Linked DNA regions of Homo sapiens: region 2 is linked to region 1. Evidence: chromatin loops called from intact Hi-C (ENCODE). Cell type or tissue: GM12878. All regions are shown on one strand. Each heading gives the region's core, and the rest is flanking DNA. Links, peaks and the distances in the headings are about the cores only.

Region 1 (2,806 bases), core at 212-2,711:
AATCCTTCTCCTGGGGCCAGACACTCATCAAAGCGCCAACTCTATCGCAGACTGCATTTGAGTCACCTGTTATGTTTGAGATCCGCCCTGTGTTGGGAGCTGAAACCTGTTGGCTGGTCTTGCTGGGGTTAGGGAAGGGCCTGAAGTCTGGAAGAGGACTAGGTCAAGTTTCCTGCTGTACTTCTGAGGTCCTGGACGTGAAGCCGAAATGCTGCAGCTCACAGCCAGTGTGGTCAGCCGAATGGGAGTCAGCTCTGGGCGGCTTATTGCCATGAACAAAGGAGCTCAGTTGCTGGGGTTCACCTCCTATCCCATCAGAATACAAGCTGCACTGGGGCTAGATGTCCACGGCTGTATCCTCAGCACCTAGAAGAGAGTCTGGGACCAAGTGTGAACATCTATAAACCGGAGGAAACATCTGTTGGCAGGATATTTAGTATAGCAATATCTTTGGATAAAATAATCAACAAACAAAATTATGTTGTTGGAAACCAGAAAACGACACCACTGATGAATGTACTTAGGCTACTTAATCAAGAAATAGTCGCAATGATTCTACTTCTGTCTTCTTTTTTAAAAAAAATTTAATTAGTTGTTTTATTTTAGAATAGCATTACTGATTACCTTTCTTCCCTGGAAATTAACACATTTCGTAGAGACTTAAGGATGCATCAATGAAATACTTAGAATTGAAAGAGGAAATGAATTACTTGATTTCTCAGGATGTGTGTGTCTATTGGTGCTCTAGCACAGTTAAATGCTAATATTGCCACTGAAAACTGATGCAACTTTTGTGAAGCAACAGCTGTAACAGGGCCTCTGTGTAACACTTCCTTGTGTAGAATTAAAAAAAAAAAAGCTTAGGTTTTAGAAAATATCAGAAAAGCACCTCTTTATAGGCTTACCACATAAGTACATTGTTTTCATCCCCCAGTAGACTGCGATTGGCTTTGACTGGGGAGTTCCTCATTTGTCTCCGGGGTTGGGGCCCACTTCTGTTTTTTGACCACTGACCAGCTATGCTGTCTTCATAGAAATCAGGCAGTGGGCAGTGACCTGGTTCTTACTAACTCTTGTGATGCCTCACGCGATGTTATATCTGTCACCAGCACGCTCTCCTCTCCTGAGAGAGTGTTAGAAAATTGCGTGGTCTGGGAGTGCAGGGGTTAATGAACAGTTCGGAGATTAATGCTTCCTCTCCTTGTGGTCCCAGATGTCTTCGGGAATGCTTGAATCCTCTCCCTTTGCATCTTTTCCCTTATTTGTAGGGTTACCTGTCACATCCCTTTCGAACTTGCAGGGACCATGTCTGGACAAATTAGCCAAAGACTATACCTATGTTTGAAGCAAAATTTAATATTCCTCCAAAATTATGGCTTTCCAATTCTCCATGGCTCATGAAGAGGGCCCCTTACTCTTAGACAACAAATATTTCTGAGCACTGGCCGTGTTCCAGGCAGTCTGCTGAGATCTGGATCTGATGATGCAGTGGTAAATACACACAGACCCCACCTCTGCTCTTTCAAAGCCTATACCTGGTGAATGGCAGAAACAATATTTCTCCACGCCTTACACTCAATGAGTAACAAAGAGGAATCACAGTTATTGGCATAGCTCAAAAATTTTTTTTGTCAGATCCAGTTTTGCCAATCACTATGACAGGGCCAAATCTATAAAACATTGGGAGCTTTATAGGAGATAAAATATCCTCTAAAATGTAGAGAATTTTTATAGCCCAAATTCCTATCCAGAGTCTCCAGCCCCTTTGGGACTAGACAGCCCCCTCAAGATTCTCAGGGAGCTCATCACATTCCCCATTGGGCAGTGTGACTAGATAAGGGCCAAGGGCATGAGTCAGTGTGGGAAGTGGCCCCAGCTCAGCTCAGCCACTGTGGCAGGCAAGAAGGATGCCACGAACACCGCCAATGGCCTCAGGGAGGTGGGTGGGTTGGAAGTGTGGTGGGGGTCATGTTTGGTTATGTAAATATGACTCCAGGCAGAGCCAGTGCTGAGTTTGATGATGGAGGAGGATTGGAGGTAAAGCTAGAGCTCTCAGAGCCTTCCCTGGGATAGAGATTCCTGCTGACACTGCTGGCCATGATAGTCTGTCTGGGGAGCCATGCTCACCTTCAGCTCCTGTGCAGAGAAGGGTGGCTGGGGAGGTGTTGCATAGCTGGGGGCATGCTAGGTGCATTGATGCCACTTGTTTCTCCACTTGGCTTCAGTCCAGAGCCCCACTCTGGGCTGGTGGCTGGGTAAGACCATAGGTAAACAGTAGACTTATAGTATGGTTTGGGGGCTATTTTGCTATGATTATGTGGGCACGGGCTTTAAAGACTAATGGCCCTGGTGTCTTCATGCTACTCTGTATGCTTTGAAACCTAATGGCCTTCTGGCACTGCCTTTCAGTTGTTGCATGACTTAGGGTAACACTAGTAGCAGTAACAAATAAATGCTCAAATTTCAGAGCCTTTCCACTGATGCTTATGTCTCATTCAAGTCAGTGGGTGGCTTCCCTCCAGGTGGTAACTCAGAGATCCAGGCTCCTTCCAGGATGTGACTCTGCCATCTCCTAAGGCCCTGGAGAATTCTGCGTGGAGGTGGAAGGTGACAGAGAGGGCATGTCTTACCACCTTAGCCCAGAGTGATACATATCACTTCTAGTCATGTGTTGCTGAGGTAAGGCAGTGGCCCCCAAACTTCTTGGGCACCAGACAATTTTTCCATGGACTGGGGTGGTGAGGGGGATGGTTTCAGGACGATTCAAGCACATTATATTTATTATATTTATTGTGCACTTTATTTC
Region 2 (2,806 bases), core at 87-2,586, 110 kb after region 1:
CCTCGGCCTCCTGAGTAGCTGGGACTACAAGCGCATGCTGCCATGCTCTGCTCATTTTTTAAACTTTTTTGTAGACATGGGGTCTCACTATATTGCCCAGGCTGGTCTTGAACTCCTGGTCTCAAGTGATCCTCCCTCCTCGGCCCCCCAAAGCTCTGGCATTACAGGCGTAAGCCACCATGCCCAGCCTCTCCTATTCTCTTCTGATTCTCTACAGAGCAGTTCTCACCATGCACTATTTCCTAGTTGACTTAGGTGGTTATTCATTTGGTTCTTGGATTCTACCCACTAGACTGTGAGCTCCCTGGGAGCAGGTACTTTGTCCATGTTCATGGCTGTCTTCATGCCTGGAGAGGGCCAGGTAGAGGGTGGGTGCTGATTAACACCTCTCCAGAGAGCCGGTGACTCCTGGTTTGAGGCAGAGATGGACCATGTGGGCACAAGGGAGAGTTAGATTCTGCAGGGAGGTTATCCTTGGTGGCCTGGAGCAGAAACAGCACCACATTGGCCAGGTCCTGGGAAGGATCTGAGTGCACAACCAAAGAAGTCTGCTTTCTACCAGGAGACCCGGAGATGCCAGAGAAAGCCCGAGGGGGCCAGAACCAGAAAGATTTGGGAACATGGCAGTCGGGACTAGCCAGGGTGGGGATGCTGGCATGTGAGCGACTGGGCCGCAGCCATCAGCCTCCTGTGCGTGGCTGTGTGTGCTGGTGGCTCAGGTCCACATCCCAGCAACTTCCTGTTCCAATGCCCTCACACACATACACCCTCCGCCACCTCAGGAAGCACCAACAGAATGCTTCTCCATTTAAAATTCAAACTTACTGTCTACGTCGCTGTTTTTTTTCTAACTTTGTGAGTGTTTTTCCTAATTACCAGTTGGGTTTTAATGAATCTAATGAATCATGTAGATATAAACACAGCATATACAAATACACCAGTTCTTGCATTTATTCACAAGTGAATATGCGAGAAAGAATGATTGTTGGATTCTCATTATTTGTCATCAGTTGAGGCCGTGGGCCTGGGTCATTGTAAAAGTATGACTCAGTACCAGGGAAACACTGTACTAGCTTTGACTAGTCTCTCTTGTTCTTTTTAGGGTTTTTTTTTTTTTTTTCTGCTCCTGCTGGCACTACTGCATTCCCCTTTGATGGTGAAAGAATGAGATCAATGAAGGTACCAGAGAATTTATCTGGCAGGATCTTCTCATCTTCCTCTTTACCAGTTGTCAGAACTTGATCTGATTTGCAAACCTGGAGGATGGACAGGTGTCTTGTTTGTTTCTGGTGGTTCCTTTTGTTTTATCTTCATGTTTCTGGTGGTTGGGTTTTGAACGTCAGCCTGTGGAAAGAATGCATCCTTCCTTGACTGAGATGAGAGCGCTTTGAAAATTGTAAAGCGCGCACATTGTCAGTAGTTTTGTTGTTGTTGTTATTGGTTCCTTCCTCCAGACAGGGGCCTGGTTCCTGCTCTATTCCATCTTCTCTGCATTATAAGATCCTGAGCTTTAGACCATCCACCCCAGGGTCTGTGCATCTGTAGGAGAAGTGAATCTGTGGCTTCCCCTGCCCATGCTGGGAAGCCCCTGAGCTCCCTGAGGTTGCAGGTGCTCTGGGGCCTGCAATTTGGTGAGCCTGTGCCATAAGCCGCCCCTGGAGGGAGCAGAGGCAGAAACACTTCAGTTTATCTCCAATGCACAAAGTCCTTATCTCAGAAGCCACAACTCCCTGGCCAGGATGGGATCCAGGTTCCTGGACTGTCACTTAGCTAATCCACAATTGTCCAGAAGTAGCCTCCAAGATGTCCTGAAATGTAGCTTGAGCTGGCTCTGTAGGAGCTGGTGCAGCATGGAGGTCCCTCCTCCCCTCTTCCCAACCCCACTGCTGCCTTGGAGAGGCTGACTCTTAGGTGGAGCAGAGTCTGTCCTGGGCCAGGCAGAACACAGTTGCTGCAACCTGATGTGCAGGTGTTGCAATAAATGTCTCTGGGGTCACTGCAGACAAGGACCGACTGTATACCTGGTGGGTCTCAGCAGGAAATCCCTCCTGGAGACTAGGCACTCTTCCCCTTCATCAATTGTCATATTTACAAATCAGAATGATTCCAGAGTGTCAAGACCTGCTGTCTCCATCTCTTGTCTTGACCCCACTAACTAGATTGTGACCTCTCTAACATCACTTCCCCTTTGCTGTGGCTTCATATAGAGTTAACGGGCAATAAACATGCATGAAGTGGACACAAATCTCTGCAGCAGAAACCAGCCTGTGACTTTCTTTGGAGCCACGTCACCTGCCTAAACTAAATTCCAGCAGACACAACACAGACACTCAGGGGATCTGTGGCTTAAGGAACAGGGGCTGGGGCCTGGCATTAGCCAGATGCAGCGGCAGGGTGTGTATTTTCCAGCGTGCTCATCCTAATCCACCGAAGGGTGTTCCTGGGGCACGCAGGGGATGCCACGTAGACTTCAATAGACGGCTTTTATTCTTATGCTTGATACTTCCTGCAGTTTTATGTTATCTCGTGCAGTTATAAGGAGATGGAGATAATATGCATGTTTGCCTTCTTCTGATTATGTACAGTGTCATTTCGCCAAAAATCTACACCAGCCACAAGGATACATTTTGGCTGAATATTACAGACTTTTCTCATTATCTTAAAAAAACAAAAAACAGAAAAACCTAACTAACTTCTCTACTGTTATCGCACATAAAGTGATGTAAATGTGTGTGCCATTGCAATAAAGTCACAGTGAGCAGAATTAAACGCTGCAGGTTTGGGCCATGACTAAGCAGCATGACTG

What was found. Peaks named below come from ENCODE experiments on the same cell type or tissue, not always from the same donor. Only the 100,000 strongest peaks of a DNase experiment are listed, where the experiment ranks them.
Region 2: a loop joins it to region 1, with 6 times the contacts of the local background. A loop is called at or near these places in 23 of 110 quality-filtered maps.

What each region holds. Positions count from the first base shown.
Region 1 is chr1:234,840,107-234,842,912 of GRCh38, reverse strand. The region is part of intron 2 of LOC107985365 (a long non-coding RNA gene); the gene reads left to right. Among named protein-coding and RNA genes, the nearest start is that of LINC02961, 81 kb to the right of the region's middle. RefSeq lists an enhancer at 669-738. In GM12878, for the core only: no CTCF peak of the experiment used is centred there; no DNase peak of the experiment used is centred there; H3K4me3 peaks cover 1,021 bases; H3K27ac peaks cover 1,294 bases.
Region 2 is chr1:234,729,766-234,732,571 of GRCh38, reverse strand. It overlaps LINC01132 (long intergenic non-protein coding RNA 1132), which reads right to left. Exons shown (of 3, transcript NR_038856.1): 3 at 929-2,806. Among named protein-coding and RNA genes, the nearest start is that of LINC01132, 7.1 kb to the right of the region's middle. RefSeq lists an enhancer at 2,133-2,202. In GM12878, for the core only: a CTCF peak has its summit at 1,644; DNase peaks (open chromatin) are centred at 1,051, 1,471 and 2,178; H3K4me3 peaks cover 1,297 bases; H3K27ac peaks cover 2,374 bases.